2 separate regions of the Mus musculus genome follow, and region 2 is linked to region 1. A link is a loop called in an ENCODE intact Hi-C map of the cell type or tissue named here. Cell type or tissue: heart. All regions are shown on one strand. Links, peaks and the distances in the headings refer to the core of each region. The heading gives the core; the rest is flanking DNA.

Region 1 (9,474 bases), core at 1,077-9,076:
AAAAAGAATTATAAAGATAAAAAAAAAAGTTAGGAGACTCAGCAAAATGTCCTGCAGCAGGAACTGAAACTATTTTAGAGACAACAAGCAGAGAGATGCCGCTTAAGGTGAGGGGAGAGTGCTCATCGCCCTGACCGGAATATCTCACATTACATATCATTACGTATATGTATATATTATCACTCTGTGCCCACCCCATACGTACAATGGCTATGTGCGAATTTAATAAAAAGGAATTAAACCTATTATCTGAGGGTCTGGTGCTACTCTTCCCCCCCCCCCCCAAGCTACTCCGCCAATGCAGCCCTCTGAGGGGCTCAATGACCTTTGTTCACAGAAGTTCCTGTGGACATTTGAGTCCTTGACCTTCTGGCCCCGATGGAGACAGTGGGCACCCTTGCTCATTTCTGTATTCTTCTGACAGGGCTCTCTCTTGCTTACCTATCTCTCTGCCTTTGGAAGTTCACCCTCTCCTGGCAGCCATCTCTGTCCTTCCTTGTTGGTGTGCTAGTCTCCCAAGCCATGAATGATTAGACGACGTGCTCGCTTGGTCAGTAAAGTTTTCTTGAGCATCTCTTACGTGACAGATGACATGCCAGACAGGGAGACTTTATCAAGAGACACTCAAACCGACAACAGACACCCTACTCTGATGGAATGTGGGTGCTAATGGAGAAGACAGGAGGTGAATGAGCAAGTTAGGTAACTTGTGAGGTGGGGGATCAAAGCTGAGGAGAAACAGAATTTGGAGATAGAGTCTATGAAAGGTATTAGGTTAGAGAGAGGGCACAGTTCTAAAAGGAGTCAGAAACTATTTTGTTTGTTTCTTTGTTTTGTTTTTCTGCCTCTGGGTAATGCTGACCTCACAGAGTAGATCTGGAAGTGTTCAGATCATTGCCTCGCTTGGGAGACTTAGAGGAGAACAGGCGTTCATTCTTCAATTGTCCCGGAGAACATACAAACGAGGCTACCTGGTCCTGAGATTTCGTCACAGAGAGGTTTCAATCTGTTGACTCGGTTTCTTGTGGTAGCTAGCTCTCTCAGGACTTCCTTTCTCTAGGGGGGGAGAGGGAGGGTGTAGTTGGGTGATTTGTGTTTCTGGAGATTGCCATTAGCCAAGCTGTCTGGTTCGTGGGCATGCAATTGCCACCCCCTCCTGTGTGCCTGCTTGTTTCTGTAAGTTGATGGTGACATCTTCCTTTCACTTATTTGTATTTTTGCTTTTTCCTCTGTCACTCTACCGAAGGGGTTGTCAGTGTTGAAGAGGGCTGCAGAGGACCTGGTGGCAGCCACTGCCAGAAGGACATCACCTAACTATGGCTGGCATTACTGAGAGTGTTCAGGCTCCACCTGGATGCTAAGCAGACCAGTTGCCATCACGGGTACGACTCTCATTTTCTAGATGAGGGAATGAGGGCACAGAGAGGTGAGCGTTCGAGCCCGCCATCACTGGGGGACAGAGCCAGCAGCCTGACACCAAGACCCTGCCTTCACCTCTCCATTCTGACCCTTCAATCTGTGAGCTTGGTGAAAGGAATTATTACCCCCAGCAAATGAGAAAACAAAGACAGTGAGACCACACTGCCTCTCCTGTGCCCCAGTGTGGTATTTGTCTCCTGTAGAACTATGTGAGAAACGTGTTATTTCCAGCTTGGCCCAGCAAATGGTGCAACGATTTTACAGCCTAATTTCACTCTCCAGCTGGTTCCAAGATATTAATAACGAAGTCTGGGCTAACCCTCTTACATTTCAGGTTTCTTAAAAATCTCCAGCTCTCTCCCAATATAAGCCATTTTGTAAAACGTATTTTTTTTCCCCTGATGGTTTGCTTTTTCTTTCTGAAGAAACAAAGTGTGTTTAGACAGCATGCTGCCCAGTGCTCTTGGATTCCTTTGTATTCGGATCAGCTCTCCTGAATATTTCATCATTTCCTTTCCTTAAACACTGAGTGGTGTTTCACTGAGAAAGGATATCCAGATGTACCATCGCCGAACTGACTTAGAAGCAAAACCTGGGGCTTCTGGAGAGTTCTTGGGAAAACATTTACCCACCCAGAGCTGGAGCACTGGCTGATTCAGAAACAGGGGCTGAGGGTGGGGGTTGGGGGAGAGGAGAGACGGGAGGAAGTGGGACAAGAAACTTCTCTTGTCCCTTAGAGTTTTAAAAAGAAGACGGAAGCACGGGGTGAAAGGACGGGCTTCAAGCTCAGGCATATGTTAAAGGAGGAAATGGGACCGAGTCTTAAAGTGCTGACGTAGGGGAGTCTCCATGGCCTCGGAATGACCCCCAACTTGTCCACGCCCTATCTGACCAGTTCCTGTAACAGGCACCATATAAAGAGCGAGTTTTGTAACACTGGAACTGAATGAAGTCAGCAGAATAAAGAGTGGTCCCAACAACCCTGACCTGCCTGTGTAAACCTCTCCACCCCCAACCCCCAGCCCCACTTCCCTTGACACGCATGCCCGAGCTGGCCTTGGCCTGACTTAGGTGTCCTTGTTAATAGGCTCAGGCAATGATCGCTTCCTAGGCCATTTTCTGAAACACCAGGGTCCCTGCATGACGAGGAAGAGTACAGCTTTATAAGTCAGAACTCTGCCCCACAATCGCAGAAATCCAGACTCCAGCACTGAGAAGCTTTGCCATCCAAGAATCCTCAGCTGGCACTTACCAAAGGCTATGGTAATCATTGGATGTAACATAAGGGGCCTGGCTGAAGAACAATTTGGAAGTGCTTGATATTCTTGTCCTTGGGGTTTGAGACTTCCATCAATCCATACCCACCCACTTTACCAACTGGAAAGAGAACAGAAAGAGACCTAAGACAGGGAGCCACAAGTAAGACCAGCACAGGCCAGAGATCCACAGCTCAGGGATGGGTGGGTGGCCCATTTATAGCTGGAGCGCCTGGAAGTGCATGTGCATCCAAGGAAGAGTGACAACGTAAGCTCCCTTTGCCTGCCTCTGAATTCGGCTCTTACCTCCTTTCCTTCTCTGTGGGTTTTTGGGGTCTTCAGAGGAAAGGCCTGCAATCCAGAGGAGGAGGAGTCAGGAGAGGGTCAGGAGAGAGACCCTCTGCTCACTGAACCGCAGATAGACACCAAGTCTCCTGTAGGTTGATCTCCTGGAAACAGGGCCCACTCCAGATCTACATGTCACATCTGCAGTCCCTTCACACCCTCAGTGGTGGCTTCTGCCTCGAGTCCCACCACTAGAAAGGCTTGGGCAGGAGAGACCCTTGAGCCTAGGAGTTGTAAGACAACATTGTGACCCTGTCGTCCCCCCGAGTCCCAAATAAGTAAATGAATAACAAACAAGCAAACAAATAAATGAAATAAGGTATATTTAAAAAATAACCTGTGCACATTTCCTGAATGCTTTAAGTAGCATCTTACATGCATAAATACATATTTTAAAGTTATCATTACACTCAATACAATGTAAATGCTATGCAAGCCAATGTTCTTCTTATACTTTAGAGAAAATGGACAAGAAAGAAGTCTAGGGATGTTCAGGATCGATGTGGCCCTGGCGTGTTTAACTATCCCTGCTACCCACAGCTGGAGTCCTCTGATTCCACATCTGGAAGCTGACCCGCATCTTTGAGAAGTGGTGTGAATGGCTGCCCGTGACTCAGTGGCTTTGGGACAAGAAAATCCAGTGTGAGGAAACTGTACAGGCTCAGCTACACCAGGAGGACCTAAAGGCAGAGTAAGGAATTCCATTCTGCCAAACACAGGAACATGTTCTGTTGTTTGGGGCAAGTGGGTGATCACTCAGTGACAACCACAGCCCTATGGGGCTCAGCCCTGTGTTTCCCCTGCAGCCTTGAACTCATGGTGGGAGCAAACCAGCTGGGTTAGCCTCCTGCCTCAAGCTTGCTTTCCTCTGAAGTGTGTGGGAGAAGCAAAGGTTGGAGCTGTCACCCCGAGATCTTATCGATTTCTTATGAATTTTGTTCTAGCAAAAGGAAACAGAGTAAAGCTAGCGGGTCCGACTCACGAAATCCAGCTCTCTATATCCTGATGCGGAAGTGAGTTGGGTCAACCAATTTCCTGTTTGGGTCTTTGACAATAAAGCTGTGGGGTTCCCAGGCGACAGCTGGCTTCAGCCAATGGCCACTCTCTCCTGTGAATTCCCCTATTGGCTCTCTCTCTCTCTCTCTCTCTCTCTCTCTCTCTCTCTCTCTCTCTCTCTCTCTCTCTCTCTCTCTCCTCTCTCGCTTGCTCTGAGCATGGGTGGAGGCAAATGAGGAATTACAAAAAGCAGCAAAACCCATGGCTTGCCTGGAGCCATTTACTGCTAAGTGGGCACTGCGCATGCTCAGAAAGTGGTCTGGATGTCAGTTACTTCTCCAGAGGCCAAGCTGGGCTGAGCCCCACCCACATACTGTGACTGTCAGAGAGACTCACACCTCCAAGAAATGTTAAGAATGGTGGTGAAATCTGTCTTTCAATCGACCCTACCAAGGCTCATATATTGCCGAAAGAGCCAAGGAATGTTTTTAGGGAAAAATATTATAAGTGATTGTTTCCTCAATCAAAATTTAATTACTCGTTCATTGAGACATTTCAATATCTGTGCTAAGTGCTACGGATTCCAAAATGAGTAACAGTTAGTAGCCTGCTCTCCCAAGTCTTCCCCCATATTGTGAGGAAGATAGATAAATAGGAATGCAATTTGGGCGGGGGGGGGGGGGGGGGATGTTTGCTACCAGGAGTGTTTGTGAAATGCTCAGGGCTTCCAGGAAACAGTGAGGCTGGCACAGAAATGATCTTGCAGGAGAATGCAAGGCCCTCGGTGGATGAGCGGGTATTCCAGAGGGGAGGCTGCAGCTTTCCAAGAACTGCACTTGAGAACCGTGACAGGGCTGAGATGACTGGAAGCAGCAGCAAGCCAGGGACAAAGAAGGAAGTGGCTCACGCTGCTGAGAATCTGTTTATCTGGGAGAGGCACTCCCCTAACCAACCTGCGTCCAAAAACAATGCACACTGGCAAATGCCTGGGTCTCTGTCAGGGCGACCATGCTGTTTCTACAGCTATAGCCACTGCTATCTTCCGTTTGCTTGATAAAGCCTGAAGATTTTTGTAAAGACTACTCCTTACAAAGTCATGGCTTTCCTGGAGACTAGTCAGGGCATGATAAACCATCACCGCGGAAAATATACATACTTGCTTCATAAAATCTCAACATTTCCCAGACAACCCCGCCGCTAGCTGTTCATCCAGTCCAGGTTGGCAGCCCCCTGTTTGGCCTTAGCCTGATGGGGAACAGGGATGACTTTATCCGGCAAGCACAAGATGGGGAGGAGAGGTGTTAATATGAGCACAAAAAAATAAAAAAAGAAAAAAAAAAGAAAAGAAAAAAGAAAAAGAAAAAAGGGGTGCCTCCAAAAAGTCTGTAAATAAGCGAAGCCCTATTTTGAAAACATCAAAGTGAATACCAAAAGATTCTGACAAGCAACATTTTAAATTGTTACAGAAAGATAAGACTACAACCCTATACTACCATGGTTCTGCATTCTATCTTCCTGATCCCAGGCCTGGGCTTTGAACCCAAGGAACACACTCAAACTCTCAGACCTGTATTTGAGCAATCCCTGGTAATTTCCGTGAAATCTGGACCTGTACATTGCTGAGTGAGTTCTTGGAGCTGTCCAGGAACGTGTCCAGGAAGTAAGGGCTTCACACCGCTTTCCTGAAACCCATCCTGCTGGCCTGCCCTCTCTGCCTGGAGGAATTAGTGTTGGCAGTGACCCAGATATTCCAGCAGGTGGCACTCTTGCTCCAACCAGGTGTTTCAGAAACGTGGCCACTTAGCCAAACTAGAGAAATGGAAATATGGGCTATTATATTGTGTCCTGAGCAGATATGACGTGATCTGAGAAAGGCTGGAGAATATTCTGGAGAATGTAGAGCCATGAAGGACCTGACTCGTGACCACAGGCTGTGTTGTGTCCTCAGCGGGGGAGAAAAATGAGATTCTTAAACCCTGTTTGCTTCCCTGACAAGTGTAAACACAGGTGACAGGGGAGAGGAATATTGCATTAACAGTGGCATCTAGCCTGATGGTAACAGGCACCAGAGTCAGAAAGACCTGGAATATTGGGTCTTTTGCCTGCTGGCTGTATTCTCAGATGATTGACTGGGTTAGTTGCCACGCCTGAGTTTCTGGTCTTTTGCTAGAGATTTTTGTAGCTAGACCCTGGAGAGTCTTAAATAGATGCCCATATCGCCATATGTGTTGTAACCGGTACATAGTAAACGGTCAATGAAAGAGGTGTTACTGTGGAATTTTAGGCAAAAGCCCTTGAAGCTGACCTGGGTGGCTATCCTCCCAGACTGTGGTATTAGTTAAGGAGGTGACCTCAGAGTGACCTGGAAAAATATCTTGATAATGAACCATGGCTTCAGGAGTCTCAGGGCAGAAGAATTTCCCACCTGGATAGAATTTCACAGGTGTGATTTTTGAACCAGGAAATCAGGCTGCGTTCCTGGGCTCCCCAGCAGAGCACGGTCTCACCCCCAGGAACTTGGAAACATCTGACCACCAGGTGACTGATCCTACTTAAGCTACACATTGTTGTGGGAAGTATCCAATGACAGGGATCTGTAGCAGGGCCTTCCCATTAACCAGTTTGTGTCCTCTTTTCTGAAACCCTCCTAGATGGGTCCCTGTGACCTCTTCTTCAACAGCAGCGGCCGGAAGAACAACAGCTGCTGTTCATAAACATTGCTTTACACCTCCTGTCAACCATTGGAATTTGTCGCTGCTTTGTTTTGAGGTATGCTATACTTACATTGTATAGTGTTCAAGCTTTGCCAGCAACTCATTGTGTAGCCAGGATGACTTGGGAGTGTTAGAATTACAGGCACAAGCCACCAGGCCTGGCTCTGAGAAGTACCTTAATAAGTACCGTATCTATACTGCCTCATTTATCCTTTGAAACCACCTGGAGAGGGGAATGAACCCATTTTACAGATAAGTAAACTCAGGTGCCAGGAAACATTACCAGGGTTCCTTCAGCCAAGAATCAGTATAAACTTAATTTTGACTTCCAAATCAATTAGTTAATCGTCTGCTGATAGTGTCTTAGTCAGGGTTTCTATTCCTGCACAAACATCATGTCCAAGAAGCAAGTTGGGGAGGAAAGTGTTTATTCGGCTTACACTTCCACATTGCTGTTCATCACCAAGGAAGTCAGGACTGGAACTCAAGCAGGTCAGGAAGCAGGAGCTGATGCAGAAGCCATGGAGGGATGTCCCTTACTGACTTGCTTCCCCTGGCTTGCTCAGCCTGCTCTCTTATAGAACCAAGACTACCAGCCCAGAGATGGTCTCACCCACAAGGGGCCCTTCCCCCTTGATCACTAATTGAGAAAATGCCCCACAGCTGGATCTCATGGAGGCATTTCCTCAACTGAAGCTCCTTTCTCTGTGATAACTCCAGCTGTGTCAAGTTGACACAAAATTAGCCAGTACAGATAGGATGTGCCAATGGAAAACACCATGGACAACTGAAGTTTCTTAGAGATTGCGAGGGTCTTGGGAAATCTGAATCGATGCCCTTTTGGTGAAAATATGGACAGATCCCACTTAAGTTGAGCATAGCACATACATATGACTTTGTAAGTGCTGTGGGTGAGGTCCATGAAGCCATGACAGAGATTGGAATCTATACTCTTGCACCCCACAAGCCTCTGGGATTCCCTGGAGAGGAGGTCTGTGCTAGATTCGGCACTAAGTTCCTTTGTGGGAGCTGGGGTGGGGCTGGGAAAAGCTGGTTGGTCGGAATGGTCTCCCTTTTCAACGGGAGACTGTGGAGCAAAGGGATCAGTTTGATGTTAAAGGCGATTTTCCAGTTCCAGGGAAATCAGACCCACATTTGGAAGGGATTTGGAGCACTCTCCCTGCCTGAAGTCAGCCGGAGAACCCTGAATGAGTTTCCACTATGCATGTTTGGGGATCCTCTCAGTTCCTACCAGTTCGCTTCAGCCTAAAACACTTCCTCCATTTCCAGAGGGTCTTCTGTTTTAGAAGGAATCAGTTTTAATTACTCAATTAGGGAACAAGCCCTACTCTTGGTCTAAAGCCATTTTGTCAGATTAGCTCAATGAAAATTAGTTTTATAGTTACTTAGTAACCTTAAACTTTTTTAGTAGATATTCTGTTACAAATCAGTTTCAAACAGTGCACCAAGGCTCAGGGTGGAGGTCAGAGGGCAGCCCAAGTGAGTTGGTTCCTTCTTTGTTCCCTGCGGATTTACAGAACCCAGCCTGTTAGACCTGGTGACCGGTGTCTTCACCTCCTCAGCCATCTTGTCAGTCCTAGCTCACCCACAGTGTCACTGAGGTTTACCAATTCAGTCAGAAGGATGAGAATTCACTTAGTACAGACAGATTTTTTTTATTATTTAAATGGAAATAAACCAAAGTAAAGTAATAAAAAATAAAATAAAAAATCACCACAGTTGCTTGGGGACACTGAAGCATTGAAAGATGTTTTCTATTTTTTTTTTTTTTTTGGTTTGGTTTTTTCGAGACAGGGTTTCTCTGTGTAGCCCTGGCTGTCCTGGAACTCAGAAATCCGCCTGCCTCTGCCTCCCAAGTGCTGGGATTAAAGGCGTGCGCCACCACCGCCCGGCAATGTTTTCTAATCTTAAATGGCCTGTTCATTGCTCATCTCGTTACTGTAAGAACATCTACAGTTTAGGGAAGGAAGGGTTTATTTCCGCTCTCAGTTTGAAGGTGTGGACCATCACGGTGGGGAGGTGTGGTGGGAGAAAAGTAAGGCAGCTAGCTAGGTACCTCAAGTCGGGAAGCAGAGAAGAGCTAATGCGCATGCTCAAGTTGCTTTTTCTAATACTCAGTCTGGAACCCCAGCCCATGAAACGTACTGCGCCAATGGATTGTCCTACCTGGGATGGCATCGTGCTCTCGGATGCACTAGTATCTGATTTCCTCTCTGTATCGGCTGCTTTCGTATTCAACCAAAGGATCTGACAGAAACAGCCTAAGAAGGAAAGTTTATTTCGACTCCTGGTTTCAGAGTGGGGCAGACATGTGAGAGCCCACCGCAGCCGGAGCATGTGATGGAAGACCCTTCACGTCACAGTGGGCCAGGGCTAGAGGCTGGGCTATCTTCTGAGGTCTGACTTAAATGACCTCCTTCCGCTAGCAAAGCTCCACTTCCCATTCCACAGCCTCCCAGGATAGAACCACCACATGGGGAATGAGCTCTCAAAGCCTGAGCCTGTGGGGGCACTTCAGAGTCAAGCCGCAATATTCTACCACTGGACCCAAAGGCTCGTGGGCATCTCGTGACTAGAGCTGCATCGTGTCTAATTTTAAGAATTCCTGTAGTCTTAATAGTCTCAACGTTGTTCCAGAGTCCAGTGTCTCTTCTGAGGCCCAAGAGAAAACTCCGGGCTGTGAGCCATTCAATCAAAACTGAAATGGCGTATAAGAGGACATA
Region 2 (9,474 bases), core at 860-8,859, 320 kb after region 1:
TGTCCAATAGAAGAGGGCCTCGAGGTTTGATAGTCCAGCCTCACTTCCTGTCAGCTGTCTGTTTTTATACCTTGGCTTGGACCAGCCACCCCAGGCCATTCTTACACGATGAACTGGACCTTTAAACTACAGGCCCAAATCAACCCTTCTTTTCTGAAGTTGCTTTGGGCGGGCATTTTTGTTACAACCAGAGAAGTAATTAACCCACTAACCTGGTGACCCAGCTGGCAGGTTTTTCCCTCTTTCCTCTGTGCTAAGATGCAGACCAGCAAGGCTGTGTCTCAGGTCAGAAGAGGGGTACGCCATGGCTGTGAGATACGGGAAGGTACCTTCAGGGAACTGAGACTCTAAGAGGGAAGGAAGCTCTAAGCCTTGAGATTGTTGGGCTAGCTTTCCCAGCTAGCTTCAGGACTCGGTCTCACCCACATATGCTGGGCATGAAGACCATCATCTGTCAGCAGCCAGAACAGACCCTCCATCCTCCATGTAGGAAAACGGCAGGCACACACAAATTAAAGAATGTTAGGAAGCAACCAACTCCCCGTCCTGCTTCAACAACAGTCAACATCTTGTCTGGCTTGTTTTATGTTCAGCATCAATATATTGTACTTTCAGGCTTAGTTTGACTCTGGCTCTGAAACAAAAAGGGTTTAAAAAAGAAAATTTGCCACACATACTTCTAAATGATAACAATGAAGCTCTAATATCATAATGGCCCATTATAGTTAGACTGTATCTTCCACAAGTGGTAACAGTAGTTTCGCCCTACTTCTGCACACAAAGCTTGCACATTCCATCAAGAAATGATTCTTTTTGAATCAGGGTGGGCCTCAGTCACTCACTGTAATCACATAGTGTGTGTGTGTGTGTGTGTGTGTGTGTGTGTGTGTGTGTGTGTGTGTGATCAGATCATGCTCTAGCATTGGGGTATGGGGGAAGCATGCCAAAATTCCTGTTACAAAAGGATTTTGAAAATTCTCCACACATACCCACTGTCGTATTCAGTAACTCTCAATTGAGACACGATGATTTCAAAAGTGTTGTTCCAGGTAAATCTCGTTTGCAGACAAACTTGGCAACTGCTCTGCTCTGAAGCAGTCAGGTGAGACTAGGGACCATGTTGCCCTTTTCTCTAGTTCAGTGCTTGTTACAAAGCCAAGTGCTTCCTGGTCCCTTTTATAGTCCCTGGCCCCCTCCTTCCTCCTTCCTTGTGCATGAGCCCCTCCCTAGATGGGCCTGCTGTTCACCTTCCTCCCCACTGCTTTGATGGAACAAGATCCTCTTTCAACATTGTGTCCTGAGACCAAAGTGCTATTGACCACTCCCTCGATGCAACGTCCATCTCCAACATGATTTGGCCCTGAACTTCTGCACTCTGGCCCAGCCAATTCTTGTGCTGACTACCTGGCCCATGACTGTTCCTGGCCTCACCATGGCCTCAAGATATGGGCTTTGCCAGGAGGCCCTGATATACTTACCTGAACTCTCACAGAGAGCTACACTAGGTCCTGTGGAGGCAGAGTTGAGCCGAGCCTGATGTTCTAGCTGGAGACAGAAATGAAAGGACAAAGGTGGACAGCTGTGTGACTGACGAGGGTGAACACACAGTTTCTCTAAGGACTACCTATGCATTTTTTGCCAATCTTCTTAGCAAAGTTCAGATTTAAGCCCTATCCCTCTGGGTGGAACCGTAGCAGGATATGACTTAGAAATTCACAATGTAAATAATCTCTAACAGTTTTACACAAACAAACACACACACACACACACAGTCATTGGATGGAAGAGATCAAGCTCTCCATTCCATCATCTTCTGTCTGCCCTAATAGACCACCATCAGCAACCCCAGCTCCAGGCCTGTGTGAGATACCCCAGTGATTAGAAGAAATGTGCACATGATACTTCTTTGTGCTTTGAGAACTTATCAAGCTGGATAAATGGCATACTGACTGGTTTTGTGTGTCAACTTGACACTACCTAGTCATCAGAGAGAAAGGAACTTCAGTTGAGGAAAGGCCTCCATGAGATCCAGCTATAAGGCAATTTCTCAATTAGTGATCAGTGGGAGAGGATCCAGTCCATTGGGGGTTGTACCATCCCTGAGCACGTGGTCCTGGATTCTGTAAGAAAGCAGGTGGAGCAAGCCATGGGAAGCAAGCCAGAAAGCAGCATCTCTCCATGGCTTGAATTCCTGTCCTGACTTCCTTCAGTGATGAACAGCAAATGTGGTAGTGTAACCCAAATAAGCCCTTCCCTCCCCAACTTGCTATTTGGTCATGGTGGGTTTTTGTTGCAATAGAAACCCTAAGACAAATGGTTACCTTTAATATTCTATTACTACAGTGGGATGCTGGTCTTTAACAAAGTTAAATATCCTTTTACTTCCCAAGGTGTCCTTTGCTGCTCTTTGATTTTTGTTTTGTTTTAGACTTAGGATCTCATATAGCGCTGGCTGGTCTCAAACCTACTATACAACCACGGATAATCTTGAACTTCTAATCCTCCTGTCTCCACCTTCTAAGTGATGGAGTGTCAGGCTCATCCCACCACGCCTGGTTTACTCAGCACAGCCAATCAAACCCAGAGCTGTGTTCGTGCTGGTTAAGTATTCTATCAACTGAGCTGCATGACAAACCCAGCTGAAAAGTTCAGCTATACCCTTTGAAAAGTTCATACCTACGTGCCTCTCTCAGGCTCTCAAGCCACTTCTGAGCAGAAACTCTGAGCAGCTTCGAGGGCAGAGCTGGCCAGCAGGTCTTTTCTGGACACACCTGAACTTTCATGCAGGGAGAGGAATGTGACACACCCACTTTCCGAAGCAGCTCCAGGTGGCAGCGCAAACCACACACTTTTACAAGGAAATGTGTGAGTGTCACACGGAGAGTTAGCCAGTCACCTCCACTTGACAGGGGGTTTAAAATAAACCTTTTCAAGATTAGATAGATGGCCCTGGGACTTCAAACATAAACTACTTAGAACTGTCCATACAGGAATAATGGCAGCTGGTGCCCCATCTTAGACACTCACAATCCGGCATTGAGGTGGATCTAACAGAATTGCATTCATGAGAGTTGGCACACTTTTTTGGTAGGGGGAGTGTGTACTGGACCACATTAACACTTGAAATATAGTGCGCATGCAGTCATAAGAATATTCAAATAATAGCTTACAGTGTACAGAGAGCATTTTCATATTGAGCACCCCTCAAACAAGTCTACAAAACAATTTCCTCCTATTCCTTTAGATAACTAATCTGAGGATCAGAAAGATTAAGTGACTGACCCAAAGACACACAGCCAATAAATCACATTGTTGTATATCTTCTGTGGAGAGAATCAAAATTCATATCAAATGATACTAAATGGCAAAAGGAATGTAGATGTTCAAGTAACAGGAAGAGTCTGTTGGTGGGGCGGGATTCAGGCACAGGTTGACCAGAAAGCCGTCTCTGTTCTACATTGTTTGTCTCCCATTGGCCTTTATTTTTATGCCAGCTTTTAATTTTTAGTGTTTTTATCTTGTTTTGTTTTGTGGGGTTTCATTGTTGTTGTTGTTGTTTGTCTGCTTGTTTGATTTTTAATTAGAAGCAATAAGCGAGGCTAGGGAAGTAGCTCAGTTGGTAACAGTTTACCTGGCATGCATGAAGCCCTGGGTTAAACCCTCAGCACCATGTAAATGAGGTGCGGTGATGACGTGTAATCCCAGCGCTCTGAGACAAAAGTGAGAGGATCAGAAGCCAAGGTCCCCTTTAGGTATCCACTTGAGACCTTGTCTCAAAAACAAACAGGAAAGGTGGCCACTGAAAGTTAATTTCTGAAGGGGCATTACCTCTTCGCTTTCATTTTACCGAGGGTCAGGGGGATGGCACACACTGAGTGGCACGGACCTACATGTCCACATGTGAGCCCATGACCAGGGCCAATCAAGGCCACAACCCAGAAGCTGAAGGCAGGACCAGTCCCATGTAAACACAGCTGCTCTGCCGTGAGGGACGGGGTAGAACGGAGCCTGTAGCCATCCACAGCATCCACTACGAGCCGTGGACTGGCACTTGTGTCTTAGGACCCAAAACCTTTCTCCTGCTCTTCTTTCCTTTATCTAGCATATGGTTCGCCTTTACTTCGGGAGCTGATGACCTCAAGGAAAGTATCTGTATTTGAATATGCATGCCTCGAAACAGAACTCCTTCCGGCTGCTGGATATCCAGTGTTCTGCCAGGCTCTGTGAAATCCTGTTTCTTCCATTTCTTCTCAACTCCTGTTCCCCTGAATTCTTTGGCCGCCTTCGCCTTTGTTTTAAGTACATTTTTGTTTCTTTGTGTGAGAGCCCAACCAGGAAGACAGAAGCCGCTCTGAATATTTAAAACAGAGGAAATTTAATGCAGGGAGATGAAAAGAAACCCAGAAGGCAAACAAGAGGGGATGAAGCAATCCTGAGACTAGCCACAGCAGGAAGTCGCTGCCACTCCTAGGAGGGAGGGACAAAGAGGGGAAGCCATGGGACGAGAGCCCAGGGGCTGGCATCGCTCACAGGAAGCTGGAATCGTGTGGGCTGGTGAGAGCTCATAGAAGAGCCACAGAAGCTGCCAAGGATCCCACCCCTGCACAAAGGAAGAGGGGAAATGCCCGTTCCCTTCCTGCTGCTCTCCAGGTCCTGGGCTTCACACTGGCTAGACCCACCCGGAAACCAGCTGACAAGTCTGAAGGCTGCTGGAGCCTGCAAGGACAGGTCCTCAGTCTAGAGACCTGGAAGGGAAAAGAGTCAAGTCTTGAGCCAGATGGTCCTAGGAACAGCTAGGCATGGTAGCACACACTGAAAACTGCAGCCCTCAGGGGACAGAGGCTGAAAGATTAAAAATTAAAGACCAGCCTAGACTATGAAGCAAGTCCAAGGCTAACTTAAGCTACTTAGTGAGATTCTGCCTCCTGAAGACACATCTAGAACTCTGGTAGGACATTTGCCCCTTTTGTTCAAGGCCTTAGGTTCCTTATCCAATACTGAGAAGAGAAAGAAAAAACAAAAACAGAAAAGTCCCCAAACTGGAAGATTTGCATGACAAGTGTCTTAGATGTTCATTGTGAAAATTCTAGAATTAGAGAGAGGAGGAGGGGAGAGGGTAAAACCATGATCCAGTTAGCTCTTTTGTTTGTTTGTTTGTTTGTTTGTTTGGGGTATTTTTGGGTTTTTTGTTTTGTTGTTTTGGTTTTGGTTTTGGTTTTTTTTTTTTTTTTTTTTTTTTTTTTTTTTTTTTTTTTTGAGACAGGGTTTCTCTGTGTAGCCCTGGCTGTCCTGGAACTCACTTTGTAGACCAGGCTAGCCTCAAACTCAGAAATCCACCTGCCTCTATCTCCCGAGTGCTGGGATTAAGAGATAAACCATTAGCTAGCCGCAGGGTCCGCAGTGCCACCAATTCTTCCATAGCCCGGAGCTATCCATGGTCTCTGCTCTTGCTCTGTCAATAGAATACACTTTCTCATTTTGAAAAGTGTGTGTGTGTGTGTGTGTGTGTGTGTGTGTGTGTGTGTGTGTGTGTGTGTGTGCGTGTGTGTCTGTGTGTGTCTGAAAGCAGAGATAAATACAAACATAGAAGAGAGTTCCCTCAGAGAGTTGCTGGACATCAGTTACCTTGTCCAATTTGGTCTACTCTAAGCCAGCTGGCCAGCACTGGGGGAGTCATCTGCCACAATGGAGCAGACTCTGTCTGTCACCCTCTTCAACAGCAGATGGCCTGTCCCGCATTCATCTACGTCACACAGCCGTGCTGGGAGAGACACTGACATGCACTGTTCTACCAGGAGCCTTCAACCCAGAGGGCTGGGAAATTACGCTTGCAAGCTCCACTCGGCTTGGGAAGCAGTAAGAAGGTCCCTGAGCAGCCTGACAATAGGAGGGGTTGCGCAAGGGACAGTCAATGGGATTCTGGTTAGACTTTCAAGTCAATTGACTTGATCATGCAAATGTTGGGTGGCGTGTTGTGAGCAGGGGGGAGTGTTTCTCCTTGACTGGAGCACCTCTCTGTCTCCCTTGGCTTCCTGAGCGCTTGATTTAGCTCCTCCCAAAAAAAAAATGTTTTCCTCACATTGTTTATTTGAAGCCGGTAGTCTGGGCATGAAGCCCAGTTTAATATAATTTTTACTGTTGAGACTGCAGCCCCAATTCTATAGAGATGGTTATTATCATTGTTGTCTGAGACACCTCAGTACCACAGCAATTACCAAGGCCAGGTGCACACCCACAGTCACCTCAGCCCATCTGCCTGCCCCACCCCTTTCTACAAACTTCAGAAATGAAGCCAAATACCCACTCCCATGTATGATACAGCAAAGTAGGCAAAGGAGATATTTGGCTACTATCTAGATAATGTGATCAGTCCAGGTCAACAGTTCATATTATTTAAGTCCTACAGTGCAAGTAGATATTAAAAGAATGTGGAAAATTCCATTGCTTGAGTCCTGTAAACATGCGGGCTGCTTCTCTCCCTAATTATGTTTTACATAACCTAATGCATTCATGTTAGTTTACATCCTCTTAACATCTACTTGCTGAAAAGTGTGTCACCTGGTTGGTCAGAGAGAAAGAGTGACCACAGGACATTTTGGGAGGACAACTGGTGACAACAGGACACATTCAGCACTGACAGAATGTGTAATGTAATGATTGGTATGAAAAATGGTGTGTGTGTGTGTGTGTGTGTGTGTGTGTGTGTGTGTGTGTGGTCCATTCCCAGTTTTACTGCCGAGTTGGTTCAGACCCTTAGTATGACTTTCAGATGCAGGTGTTGAAGGCAAGGGATGGGAGTAACAACCCCGGGTGTGGGCATTAGCCAATAGCCATGCGCCTCTGGCTCCCCTCCAAGCCCTGAGCTGGAGCCTGTGCCCGGGCTTGCATCTGCAGCAGCTACAGCCTTGCTGAAGGATCGTATCACACTCACAATGAGAATCACTGCAAAAACAAATAAAATGCTTTAAATGTTTAAATGTATTTCCAAGTATTCGTCTTCCAAATATTTAGACTCTGAGCCGATTGGGCCAAGAGCCCAAGCTTCCTGTGCATACTAGAGGCTTCCAGCAATTTCCCTAAGATCAGGATCTACATAACAACTTCGGATATCACCCCCTCAGATCCCAAGACAAATTCCCAAGGTATTGCTTCAGGAAACCAACCATTCTCTGTGTCCAAAGGCCTCCTCCTAATGCCTACAGGAGGATTAAGCTCAAGTTTAATAAATGCTCACAGAGACCTATGCAAGACTATAGTCTGTGTCCACTATGTGTCCACTTGTGAGTGCGAGGGAGGCAAGGGCAATCTGGGAGTGGAAAGATGGGGAATAGAGAGAGAAGACGCGGACCAGAGATGCAAAAAAGAGCCAGCAGCCTGCTGAAGCTATTGATAGCTCTCGAAGGAATTGATGTCTGAACCAATTTTTAATTGGTAAGCTAAGGTTGTGTAAGCCAGGATTGGTTAGTTTTATTTATTCCGTTGTTATTTTGTTTTGCTTCTTAAGGGGCAGAAGGAAGGGTGGAGTTACTCTTGTGCTGGAATTTTTCAAGACACAACAACCATCCACTCATGCCTGCTTTGACCAGGCATGCATGCTTGGTACCCTTCCCTCAGTCTTCTATGTTAAGCATCCAGGATTCAGCAAATAAAATCAGAAGAGTGCCAAGGGATTTACCTGCTGCCGCGCGCGCGCACATGTGTGTGTGTGTGTGTGTGTGTGTGTGTGTGTGTGTGTGTGTGTGTATTGTGCATTTATACTCACTGTGAGAAGGTGAAAGTGGGTGTGTGTGTTGGTCATGTCACAGTGGTATGGGGATTTCTGAGAATTTGGAGTCAGTTCTGTCCTTCTACCCTGTGGACCCTGGTTATTAGAATTGGCAGGAGATGCCTTTAGCCATTGAACTCTCTCTCTCCAGTCCCAGAAAAAAAAATTTTAAGTTTTTTTTTTTTTTTAAATACACTGTAGCTGTCTTCAGACACACCAGAAAAGGGTATCAGATTCCATTACAGATGGTTGTGAGCCACCATGTGGTTGCTGGGAATTGAACTCAGGACCTTTGGAAGAGCAGTTAGTACTCTTAACCGCTGAGCCATCTCTGCAGTTCCCCCTCCCCGAAAATTCTGATCAGTCCTTTCTTCAGTCTTCCCACAGGTCAAGTAATGCAGTGGAGTTGAATGTTACACACATTTATGTTTTGTATGCACAAAGTGAGTGGAGGGAGAGCATGAAGGAATAAATAAATGAATATTTATCTTTTCTAAAAAACAAATAGGGGTCTTTACTGTATTTATTTATTTTTAAATTTAATTAAATTTAATTAAATTTTATTTTATTTGAGACAGAGTTTCTCTGTGTAGACCAGGCTGGCTTCAAACTTAGAAATCCACCTGCCTCTGCCTCCCAAGTGCTGGGATTAAAGGCGTGCGCCACCACCGCCCGGCTTTTTTTTTTTTTTTTTTTTTTAATTAAACAGAAATGAACTTATTTTTGACAAGAAGACTTTTTTTTAAAAGAAAGATTTATTTGTTTCATTTCTATGGGTACACTGTAGCTGTCTTCAGACACACCAGAAGAAGGCATCAGATCCCATTACAGATGGTTGTGAGCCATCATGTGGTTGCTGGGAGTTGAACTCAGGACCTTTCTGGAAGAGCAGTCAGTGCTCTTAACCTCTGAGCCATCTCTCCAACCTGAATATTCATATTCAAAAGCCTTTGTCTGAAGGTTGGAAATGTGGTTCAATATCAAGGGGTATTGTGAAGCTAGGGGTTGGCGCAGGGGAGTAAGGCATACTCCCCGAGTGAAGAAATGAATCTAAGATTCCACCAGCCTCCGTGCCCACGAGCCATGTGTTAGATGGTTCTTCACGTATGACGCCCTATGCGCTCTCCTTCAAAGTTCCAAAATTCAAGTCTGCGGCTTCACGGGCACCTGAACAGGAAGGCAGCCTCGTGCTGCATGCAGAGAGGCCGAGGAAGCTTCGGGGAAGCCCTACAGCTCCTGGGAGACTGTCAAGGGAGCTTGTTTTCCTGGGATCGCTACTACAAGACTATCAGATTCATCCCTGATGAATGAATTCTCCTTTTGGCAGATAGAAAAAAAAAATGGAAAAGAAATGGAATCGTGTTTCCCCTAATTGAGCACCAGAGCTAGAAACCCCATGCCCGGCTATAAAGCACACGATCATCTTTCTCCCACTCCCAACCCACCCCCAGTTCTGCAGAAATGCTACAAACAAAAAGTGTAAGGAGGTCAGGGTGATGACTCTGTGGGTAAGAACACTCCGGCTCAAACAAGAGAAGCTGAGCTGCAAAACTCAGCACCCTGGTTAATAGCCAGGTGTGGCCACACAAGCCTGTAACCCAGGGCTGGGGAGGAAGGGAAAGGGGGATGGGTGTGACTTGCTGGCTTAGGCTAAATCACAGCTTCCAGTCCTGTGAGAGACCCTGTCTCAAGGGAATAAAGCAGAGGCA

The links. Peaks named below come from ENCODE experiments on the same cell type or tissue, not always from the same donor. Only the 100,000 strongest peaks of a DNase experiment are listed, where the experiment ranks them.
Region 2: a loop joins it to region 1, with 2.9 times the contacts of the local background. A loop is called at or near these places in 4 of 42 quality-filtered maps.

What each region holds. Positions count from the first base shown.
Region 1 is chr5:64,376,860-64,386,333 of GRCm38, forward strand. Gm43837 (a long non-coding RNA gene) reads left to right here and starts at 1,094. Exons shown (of 3, transcript XR_003955925.1): 1 at 1,094-1,176; 2 at 6,668-6,785. In heart, for the core only: a CTCF peak has its summit at 5,768 (motif pointing right); DNase peaks (open chromatin) are centred at 2,262, 4,102, 4,322, 5,752 and 2 weaker places; H3K27ac peaks cover 3,812 bases.
Region 2 is chr5:64,697,440-64,706,913 of GRCm38, forward strand. Gm26761 (a long non-coding RNA gene) reads right to left here and starts at 1,969. Exons shown (of 4, transcript XR_868446.2): 1 at 990-1,969. In heart, for the core only: no CTCF peak of the experiment used is centred there; DNase peaks (open chromatin) are centred at 3,982, 4,562, 5,882 and 6,852; H3K4me3 peaks cover 324 bases; H3K27ac peaks cover 1,562 bases.